2 separate regions of the Homo sapiens genome follow, and region 2 is linked to region 1. A link is a loop called in an ENCODE intact Hi-C map of the cell type or tissue named here. Cell type or tissue: OCI-LY7. All regions are shown on one strand. Each heading gives the region's core, and the rest is flanking DNA. Links, peaks and the distances in the headings are about the cores only.

Evidence for each region. Hi-C counts contacts between places; a loop is a spot of excess contacts. Peaks named below come from ENCODE experiments on the same cell type or tissue, not always from the same donor. Only the 100,000 strongest peaks of a DNase experiment are listed, where the experiment ranks them.
Region 2: a loop joins it to region 1, with 6 times the contacts of the local background. A loop is called at or near these places in 68 of 110 quality-filtered maps.

The regions. Positions count from the first base shown.
Region 1 is chr1:87,951,165-87,956,547 of GRCh38, forward strand. No RefSeq gene overlaps it. Among named protein-coding and RNA genes, the nearest start is that of LINC01773, 47 kb to the left of the region's middle. In OCI-LY7, for the core only: CTCF peaks have their summits at 2,779 (motif pointing left) and 2,980; a DNase peak (open chromatin) is centred at 2,787.
Region 2 is chr1:87,290,672-87,296,054 of GRCh38, forward strand. No RefSeq gene overlaps it. Among named protein-coding and RNA genes, the nearest start is that of LMO4, 36 kb to the right of the region's middle. RefSeq lists a silencer at 5,095-5,383. In OCI-LY7, for the core only: CTCF peaks have their summits at 2,444 (motif pointing right) and 2,669; a DNase peak (open chromatin) is centred at 2,470.

The sequences.
Region 1 (5,383 bases), core at 311-5,310:
CTGCACTCCAGCCTGAGCCACAGAGCGAGACTCTGTCTCAAAAAAAGAAAAAAGCCCATGCTTGAAGGGGCAAGAGAGAGAGATATATCTACAAAAATGGAAGAAGAGCCAGTTCTTAAAGAAGTCTAGTTTATCTGTGTCCCTTCAGACTTAGTTATTGTGGGGTGTAAAGCAAAGATGCTAAGCCAGGAAAGAAAAATCGAATGACATATTTGTATGGTACCCTTGAAATAATTACTGACCCAGCATTTTGGGAAACAGGAATACAAGGTCAATACAACGGAATGTGTTCCCAATTCCCATATTGGGTGGTCCCTCAAAGGTATCTTGCTCTTCTACAGCTTCCCTGGAGAGATCTTTCCACTGCTTAAGACAAAACAGTAGGGAGTGTGCCTGTGTGTTTTCTCCATCAAATTTGAATAAGGTCTCAATTTTCCTTTTCAGATTATCATTTAACAAGGTTTATTGTTCATGCTTATGTGCCTCAGGCAGCCTATTAGGATGCTAGGGAAAACTGCCCATTTATTATTTTTGTTTAAGCCTGAAAACAAAACATGTAAAACTGTAGTTTCTATTCTTGGAGAGGAGGAATGGCTCCCAGGTCTGACCACCCACCCGCCTCATCCCTTAGACTCTGATCCCCACACTGGGCTGCACTGGGAAGGCTCTCAAACTCCAGGCTACCTTTCCTTTGAGCCTGGACCATTATGTAAGCCTCTGTAGTCACTAGGACTCAAAGAAAAAAATCTGTTTTAAAAACTCGGCTTCCTTAGTAAGATTGTCACTTCCCCTTGTCTCAGATGAATTGTTTTCCCAGAGAGGGGAGTGTGTGTGTTTTCAAATGTTCCAATCTGACTCAGGATGCCAGCTAGATTCAGCAGAGAAGGGGTGGAGCATGTAACTCTCACACAGGAGAGTAAGGCAGGGGCACTCCGGCAGAGCTCATTGAGGAGAAGCAGACTTCTTAGCTGGTGTAAGCGAACTGGCAACTCAATTTCAAGGACACAGGAGAATCACCAGGGAGGCTCCAACTACAGAGCGAAGCCTTGTCTGTGTATTTTTGCATGCATCTGTGCCACTACTAATCTGTCTGCTTCCATTGCAATAGCCCAGTTCTTCTATTAGATTGAGTGCAACCAGGAGAAGAGAAGCAAACTCACACACTATTAGGACATATTTGTGAACAATAGAGTAAGTAAAATTAAGGTTAATAAGCTCTGAATATATTTCCACATCACACTGCTAGCACTTGCTCTAGTGACTCAAACCTATATATCTCATACTCTGAAAATCCATCAGAGAGACACCAGGATGCCCCCTCACAAAGTTCACATATCAACTATCCAAGAGATTCATCAACTCATGGCAACACTTTAGAAGCCCATAGCATCATGGTTGTCAAAATCTGTTTAAGGTGAATAGTTCTGGGTTTTATCCTTCAGTTCCTCCTAGAGATGAAGCCCCAGAAGCAAGGGTAGAGCAGAAAATCTAAAGAGATTCTAATTGCGGATAAAAAATAGCATCGAATACTCGTCACCCTGCCCCTGGTGACTTCTCAGATCAGAGTTGAGGAGGGAGGATGAACTGTGTGCATGATTCAGAGTGGTTGGGAGAGAGTGAGGGTTTCTTTTTCTTCTTCTTCTTCTTTTTTTTTTTTTTTTTTTTTTTTTTTTTTGAGACGGAGTTTCGCTCTTATTGCCCAGGCTGGTGTGCAATGGCGCAATCTCAGCATCTCAGCTCACTGCAACCTCCGTCTCCCAGGTTCAACCACTTCTTCTGCCTTAGCCTCCCAAGTAGCTGGGATTACAGGTGTCTGCCACCACGCCCAGCTAACTTTCTGTATTTTTAGTAGAGACGGGGTTTCACCAGGTTGGCCAGGCTGGTCTCAAACTCCTGACCTCAGGTGATCCTCCCGTCTCAGCCTCTCAAAGTGCTGGGATTACAGGCATGAGCCACTGCTCCTGGCCAGATTTCTTATGAAATGAGTTGGTACATTTAACTTTCAGTCCTACTTAAACGTCTTCATGTGGTTGTAGTAACATACCTTGATCTCCTCAGAAAACATCATGGTCTGAGGGTTTGAGCTGCAGCAATTTTGAAAATTGTCTCAGGCTTGGGAAACAGCCTCTCTGGATTTATGGTTAGTGGCAAACTGGCATCCTGCCCTGTTGTGAATTTTAAAAGAATGTTCTCTTTCTAGGATTTTTCCAATTTTCCTCAAACATGATAACGTTGTTTGGGGGATTCCTGACTCATAACCAAACCGTATGTCCTCTAATACAGTTACAACCTAAGTTAAATGAATATTTATTGGCCTGACATATACCCACTTAAAGTTGGGAAAACTGAGGACTGATATAAAAATTTTTATTCAAGTCATTGGCCAGAGTTAAAAAGGGGAGCTCATGGTTGTATTTTACACATTTTATCATAGTTGTTCGGTCCTTCTTGAATGAGAAACACCCTTCAGGAAGATGCAATTTACTATTTATGTCTTTTTGCTGAACTATACCTTGATCACACTGACTACTGAGTGGCCGTGGCCCCTCTCAGTTGTCTCTGCATCTTTGGGCCCCATGAGAGCTTGCTGATTTCTGATTTCGCTGCTATCTGCATGCCTAGATGGGCTATTTACCCATTCTCTGGGGTTTGAGGCAGTAGGCGTTAGCTTTGAGGTGAAGAGTTGTGAGGATAAACTTCCTTTAGGGAAGGACATGAAAATCATATTTAGGGGCAGTTCACAGGCTCTTTTTTGGTAGTCATAGCTCCCCCTGCTGCCCAGTTAGGGGCAAGAGAGGCCAAAGGAACTGAAGTGAGACAAAGTATAACCGACTTGGGTGGAGTCAAGTCAGCTCCAGGAGCCAGCAACTGAAGACAACTCACCTTAGCTCTAGAGCCTAGGACCCTAAGCATGCCCAGGAGAAGAGATGGCAAATGTGAGAAAAGGCAATGAATGATTTAGGAAGGCAGTGTTAGGTTTTTGAGGGTGGGGGAGTACAAAAAAGGAGGATTGACATTTTTAAATGGTATTACCAAACTGTTGGCTAAAATCAAATATACAAACAGAAGAAAATTTTGAATTCACACACAAATGTAACTAACCAGCAGGCTCTCCACTCCTCCATCATATGTCTTATCCTAGAATATCTCAGCTCTGTCAGCTCTTACTGGGGGCAAGTTACGTAAACTCTGCCTCGTTTTCCTGGTCTGTAAATGGGATTTAGTATAATGATTTAAAGAAAAAAAATGTATATATTTCTCACAAAGCCATGTATTTGTATAGAAGAAGCCAACACATGTTGGCTGTTTTTTTTCTCCTTGTGCTATTTTTATTTAAGCTATTGGTCCTCAAACATGGTTGTACACTGGAATCACATGGAGAATCTTTTAAAAATACTCATTCCTGGGTCCCATTCCGAAGGATTCTGATTTAATTGATATATGGGGTGTGGCCTGGGTATGGAGAGTTTTCAAATCTCCCAAGGAATCATAATATGTAGCAAAGTTAAAGGGCCATTGCTCTAGGGCTCCTCATCATCCTTCTTCAGAGACCAGTGTTTCACAAGGGGTTGAGGTGTGCCAGGTGGAGTGAAGTGACCTTTTGCAGTGTCAGATTTGTGGAGGGACACAAGGAAACACTAACTCTTTACTGAAATGTGGTCTTGGGCCCAGCAGCATCTGAATCACTGGTGAGCAATTTAATTTTAGACTCTCAGATCCCACTCCAGACCTGCTGGATCATAGTCTTCATTTCAACAAGGTCCCTAAGTGATCTGCACACAGATTCAGGTTTGGGAAGTCCTGCTGTAGCTCACACGTTCTCTCTCTCTCTCTCTTTCTCTCTCTCTCCTTTCTTGCTTTGGCTTCTTTATTCACCATAGAGAATAGTGTTGAGTATTTCTGATGAGGAAATATCCTTGCAAAAAAGGCTCTGGGTCTTTATTTCTCTTCAGATTCCAATTTCCTTAATTTTTTTTTTTTTTTTTTTTTAGCTGCCAAACATAGTTTGAGTTTCTAATACCTGTCTCAACTTACAAGCACCCACTTCAAGTCTGCTGATAGATGTACACTGGGCCTCTTATGTAGCGTCTAAAAATATTCTTTCTAGGGCCGGTGCAAATGCCTTGATGGGGCCAGCTTTGGCCTATTGATGAGACAGGGTCGACGTTTGATAGAGGATCTTTGGTACATCACAGCGGTGAGACCAAATTTAGAGAATGATTATCATTTACTAAAAGTTCAGAAAGGGAATAAAATCTTCCATCAGAACCTACTTATTAAGGTTACCTTAACAATAAACCATAAAATGAATGGAATGTTGGCCTTGTGGACCGGTTCCTAAAAAAGACAATGCAAATATTTTAAACTAAAATGTAAGGAGATGGGACAGGGCTTTGGAAAAGTGGGAGTGGGGTAGAGTGATTTAGTAAAGAGAATAAATCTCAACAGGAATTTTGTTTCTATAACATTAGCATAATTCTGTGACATTAGTACTTCTTCCTCACTCCCTCACCCATCTCATTTCAAAAAGGGAAATATTTAAACATGAGTTTTAAAAGATTCATTTTGAGATGGAAATAATACAAGAATAACTATTGCTGTCTTCACTTTTTCTCTCTTATTTTCTTTCCGGAGACACGATGTCCCATTTATGATGCTTTTATGTCTATAAACGATTTGGGGAAAGCACTGAAACCAAATCTGTAAACGTGCAAGCCTTCTGCATTGGTGGGGAGGGGATAGGGTGAGGGGGAGACACAAATTGCAAAGAGCAGAATAATCAGATACAGAGGGACTTTGATCTTCTGGAGACCTAAGCTAATAGATGTTAAGTGCAGTTCAGTGGAAGTAATAACCCATGAAGAAAACAAAATCTGCAAAATGACAAAATGCTGCAGTCCACTGATCAAGGAAGACATTGGAAAATTACTATGAAAGCATCCTTAGCCCAGCAGATCCAAGGTGAAAAAAGGGCTGCGTCTGCCAACCAGCAGCCAGACATTCCAGGCAGACTTAGCCGTCTCCCATTTTGTGGCCAGATTAACACTCTGTGTAACCTGAATGCCTTCTCACTGAAAAGGCATGAACTGGCACCACTGCAGCCCTGGGCTTCATCTCTCCCAGTGACGCCATAGTGAATCACTGTGAGGCTAGCTACAGACTCGGTGGGGGCATTCCAGGGGCCGTTATTACCGTTAATCAATTAGGAAGAGTTAAGAATTTCTGAATATATGCCAAATGCAGTGCTGGTCATTTTTTTGACATCAGTAGGACATACTTGAGATAAATTTGACATCTGTCAATAAATTAGTATTTCACCAAGCAAACTACTTAGAAAAAAATTGGAAATTTACGGACATTGAAATGCACTTTAGAAATCCAG
Region 2 (5,383 bases), core at 131-5,130, 660 kb before region 1:
GTTTGATGGAAAAATGAACTATTCTGAACACGTTAAGTTTGAGGTGCCTGGGGGATGCTCAAATCGAGATGCTTAGCAGAAATTTGCGTAAATGAGTTAGAAGATCAGATGAAAGATCAGAGCTAGAGATGAAGGTCTGAGAGGTGTTGTCTGGCCTTTAGAGCCATGGGGGTAAATTAGACAACTCTGAGTGAGTCTGTAGAGAAGAGCAGGGACAGAAGGGAACTCTACGACATCGGTGTTCAACGAAACTGTTTTTTGATGAAAGAGGAGTCCACCCAAGAGATAAAGAAGGAAGAGGCAGAGAGTTAGGAAGGAGGCACGGAATGTTACAAGGAGGCAGTGTTCAACCCTGTCAAAAGCAATGGTGAGGCCATTCAAGTGAGGCTGGACAGGGCACCTCAGAGGTCTCTAAGCAGGTGCCAGGTGAGAAGCAGTTTTTGCTCAACCTTGCCTTGGGGAGGTAGTGCAGTGCCATGAAGTCAGACTCCACCTCTGCCCTGTAGTGCTTGGGAGATGTTTGGCAAGTCTCTCCACCTCTCTGAGTCTCAGTCTCCAAATCTATAAAATGCAGATGGTATCCCATTTATGTAAGATTGTTGTGAGGCTTCACTGAGTCATTAATAAAGCTCTAATCCAGAGCCTGACACACCACAGGCATTCAATGCATCCCAGCCTCTTTCTTTTCCATTCCTTTCATATCAGGGATGTCCAGTGACCACATTTCTGTTCATTCTTTTGAGTTTGAGAAGAGGGAGGGCCACCTTGAAGTGTCTGGGCAGGGGCTAGATCTTAAGTCAGCCTCTTGCTCCTATAAAAGTTAAAATTAAGGGCGGCATGAGGGGTCAGTAAGCAGCAAGGAGGCATAGGGGAGACAGAAAATGGGTATAGGAATCTTGCTGATTGAGGATTGGAGTCCCGGGGTCGGTGAATGATCTGTGACTCTGAAAGGGTGGGCTGAGAAAAGCAGAGACCTGAGGGCTGGGGATGGAGCCTGTGCTGCCAAACAGTGGGCCACCAGTGGCCTGTAGGTATGGACCCCTATTCAAGGCAGAGGGCCATTCAGGAAGGCAGTACCCTGGCAGGAAAACTGTGGAACTGAAAGGGACTATTTGCCCACAATAAGGAGGATTTCAAGGGTAGGAGATTCTCCCTAGCAGGAAGTTTTTCCTATGCTGTTTTCTATTTTCATAGGAGATATAAGCCTGAACAGGTGGACTTGGGACTTGGAGTAATTCATACACACACACACACACACACACACACACACACACACACACACAATGTGAGTAACCCACATTATCATCCACATATCATGCAGCCTATAGCTGGAGTTACCCCTCCTTGTGTGCTCATGGAGGTCCCATTGGAAAAGCCTAGCTCAGTCCTACCTCACAGAAAGGGCAGAAGCAATACAAGTTTACTCAGATTTTGTTAATATTTTTATTCCAATAACCTCCAAATAATATCCTATAAAAATGTAAATTATTTTTTCTGTCATCTGTTACTTATGAAAAATATTATAACAACAATAAAGGAATCTTAAAAATGATCTAATTTCATATTTTATGCCAAAATGTGGCCAGGAAGAAAGGTCCCAGTGACTGTGGTGTCTGAAAGTGCAGATTTTCAATTTGTGAGCGCTGGTGGCCTCAGAAGGACTGACTTCGTTGGTCAGGCTTAAAGAGACTCTTTGAAGAAGGTGGGATAATGGATAAAGTTTTTTTCTTTTTGAGGATTTGAATTTTAAAAGATGTTATTTAAAGTTATTGCACATATATTTTTGTTCAATGAGTTGTGTAAATGGGTTCAGTCAATCAATATGATCATTTATATTAAAATAATGTTATTTCATTGGTTTCACACCAGCCCCCGAGAGGTCTAAAGAGTGAGGAATCTCTTATTCATGCACCAGAGACACAAACAACTAAGAGAAAGGTGGGAGGGGAAGTGAAGAAAAGCCATTCCAGAGAAGGACTAGGGAATGGCGGTTATGGTGTCACAGAATCTGCGAGAAACAGCACAAGGTAGCTTCCTAGAGTCCTGTGTGCTCTGTGGTACGGCAACCCAGGAATTCAGGGCTCAAGGGCAGCCCCTCAAATGAGTGTGTGATTTGCAGGGTTTTTAAAATTTATTATTATTATTATTTTTTTTTTGCACGCATGTTGTCTTTTAAGGACCTGGCTGTGATCCTTCTGCATATACCTCAAGGAGAGCTCAAAGAGAGCTCAAGAGACCAGGAAGGCTAGAGATCTCCCTGCAGTGTCTTGCCTGAAGCCTCTGGATGTTAAGGTCTAACTTTGTCTTTCTTACAGAGTTATACCTTGTCTAACCATATGAAAATATCAGGAGGCACAGAGTTTTATCACTTTTTTGTTTTGACAACCCAAGAACTGATTGCTCTGACAATTGTGCTCTGAATTAAGTGTTTAATCGGAGTACCAGCAGATGGCGCCATTTGTCATTTATTGACGCTACTACCCACGGCTAAAGCAGGGGGCTTCTTGCCTCTTTAATTTGGATAGTATTATAAGTAAAGTGTTTTCTACTGTTTATTATGCATGAGCCAAAATTCTATGAATGTGTAACATTTTCTCTTGTATTTCCTTTTTTATAACATCATTTAAATTCCTTATTAATAATTTAAAAATGTTCTGGATTTTAATCACTTTTCTCATCACTAAAATATCTGATGAAGAGATGTTTGTTCCCCTGCTGAAGGTGAGACAGAGGAAACCATCAGCAAGGAAGAAAAAAGAGAATCTCACTTTTAAACCGAGCTCTTCGCCCCTCTCACGTCACCCCATCTTTTCAGTTTAATTGAATAATATTTATTTAATTAATAAAAATATCTGCCTAGTGCAGGTTTCAGAAATCCAAGGCCAGAATAGGCTGCCATTAATAAAACAAGTTTTTTATATCCAAGTTTAATTATGGTGGTGTGTGTTTGATAGCTTGTTACTGTAAATAAAAGAGATAAAGGCAGCCCTTCACTGGAGTAGCTCGAGAGCTGTGAAATATGTACCTAATTAAAACTATTGGTGTAAGAGGCTAATAAAGTACATGTGCCTACTAGATGTCTTATTCTAATGAATCTCGGCTAATTTGCTTTGACTGATGAATTTCGGTGTTAGTGGTAGGGGCTGAATAATTATGAAATTTATCACAAGATACAAGGACTCATTAAGGATTACTCAGGTTGAGTTAGAGGAATGTTTTCTTTGTCAAGAACACAGGCCTTGACCAACATAATTATGGCAATGGGAAAGAGTAGCCGGATTCCTATCCAAACCCCAACAAATGTTCAAGGCCAGAAGGGGCGCACATTTATGAGTGGGGGTGGGCGTGTGAGGTGGGGAGGGTGGACAGGACACTCTGTGTCAACTCTGCAAGAGATACCTGTGTGGTATTTATGCCTGAATTTTAAAGCATTCAGCACTCACGGATGGCTCTAATGACAATGACTGGCTTCCCACCCTCTTATTGAAAACACTTCCCTACTCTTCATGAAGAAAAATGGACGAGGCTAGCATTTATTTAGCAAGGACACTACTGCGGGAAACCACAGTCAGCTCCCAATTCTTTTTTTCTGCTCATAAGTTTTAGCTCTCTGAGACTCCAGACTTACAAATTAATCTGATTTCATTAACTCCCGGTGGCAGACTCCAAAACTGGGGCCATGATTGGAAACCGTTCATGTAATCAGTGTCACGTAATCACTTGCAGAATGCCCTAAAGGTAAAAAAAAAAATCTGTTTATCTTAAAACAGAAATTTTAATTGTTAGAATGCATGCTGCTGGCAACGCAGAGGAATAATATCTTCCCAAGACGAACCGGACATTCTGCTCCTCACCGTCCAGGACCCAGAGCTGAAGAGGAGGACACACCTAGACACCTTTCTGAGGACAACTGGACACGGAAGCAGGAGCCGGCAGGCAGGACCCCCTCTCTGAGGACAGGAATGAATGAATGAGCGAATGAAGGGCCACTGTGAGCCTGGCTGGTTTCAGTCCCTTCCTCTGGGGACCAGGCAGGGACTGTGGTGGGGGTGGGGGTGCAGAGAGACAGCAATGCCCCAGCAAGTGACACTTGATGACACCCCAGCTGGAAGTCTTGTCAAACAAATGGAGAGTTATTTACCCCCCTACCACCAGAGACGGCTGTTCCCAGGGCTGAAATCAAGGGGGATGCCACAAGGTCTCACGGGGGTTTCGTGACCCTGACCTCCGGGCAATTACAGTGAGAGATTTCCCTTCTTGTTCACATACTGGCATTAGTATGAACAAAGAACTTCAATCTCTGTGACATCAAACCAGATATACAGATATATAAAAATGTGTGTGTGTGTATATACATAATGTACACACACACATAAATATGTTTCTAAATGTGATTTACAACTAAAACAATTAGAAATTCAATTCGTAGGTGTCTTACCACTAAAGCTTTCAAATCAGTTAACCCTCTGCTTTGTTTTTCTTTCTGGAAATAACTTTGAAACAAACTTCCAATTTACTTTCCTTTGAAGAGAAATGTCAGGCACAACATTAAGTGAAAGCTCAACTTTTATGCCAAAGACCAAAACTACTGGATAACTTGTTGAATTTTACAATTCTTATTGTCTTTGTCTTCTAACTCAAAAAGGCATCCCTTATTCAGCGAAGGAAATGCCTCTGTGATTCAGGACAAGGCAAAGGGTGCTGAGGGTTTTGGGGTCTCCCCTTCTCTATCCCCCCTTCCTCCTGACCCTTTTCCCTAAAATAAGTAATAATAATAATAAATACTAAATGCTTACCATGTACCAGGCAGATGCTTTTACAGTTATGTAATTCTCACAACAACCCTAAGAGGTAGGAGCTATGACTATTTCTTTCATTTTGCAGAATAAATTAATTTTGCACTCTAGTTCAGAGAGCAGAGGGAGTTTGTCCCACCCAGCCGGTAAGCAGTAGAGTCAGCTTCCACTCTGGGTCCATCCATCTGTCTGCCTAACCTCTATGGAACACAGTCTTCTGATCAAAATATACTCTGTGTTACCTTGAGAATATTCTAGAAGTTCACCACCGTTTTGACTTTTTTACCACTTAAACAAAAAGGACTCATAGCTCCAATACAAATTAATGCCAGATCTGTGGGTTCAAATGAAGGCACGTAATTAGCATCTGTGTGGAAGGCTTTGCTCAAGGGGCTGTGGGCGGGCGGGAGGCTGGCACCGAACTGAAAACTGAGCCTGGGCGTCAACATGGGCGGGCCACTATTTGCACATTTGTTTTCCTTCTGCCTCGGATCGGTTGTCTGTATATTAGGGTTGGCTGAATAGTACAGATGTCAAAGGGTTGAGATGCTACATTGAGGGGCCTGCTATAAATCCCCAAACAGATC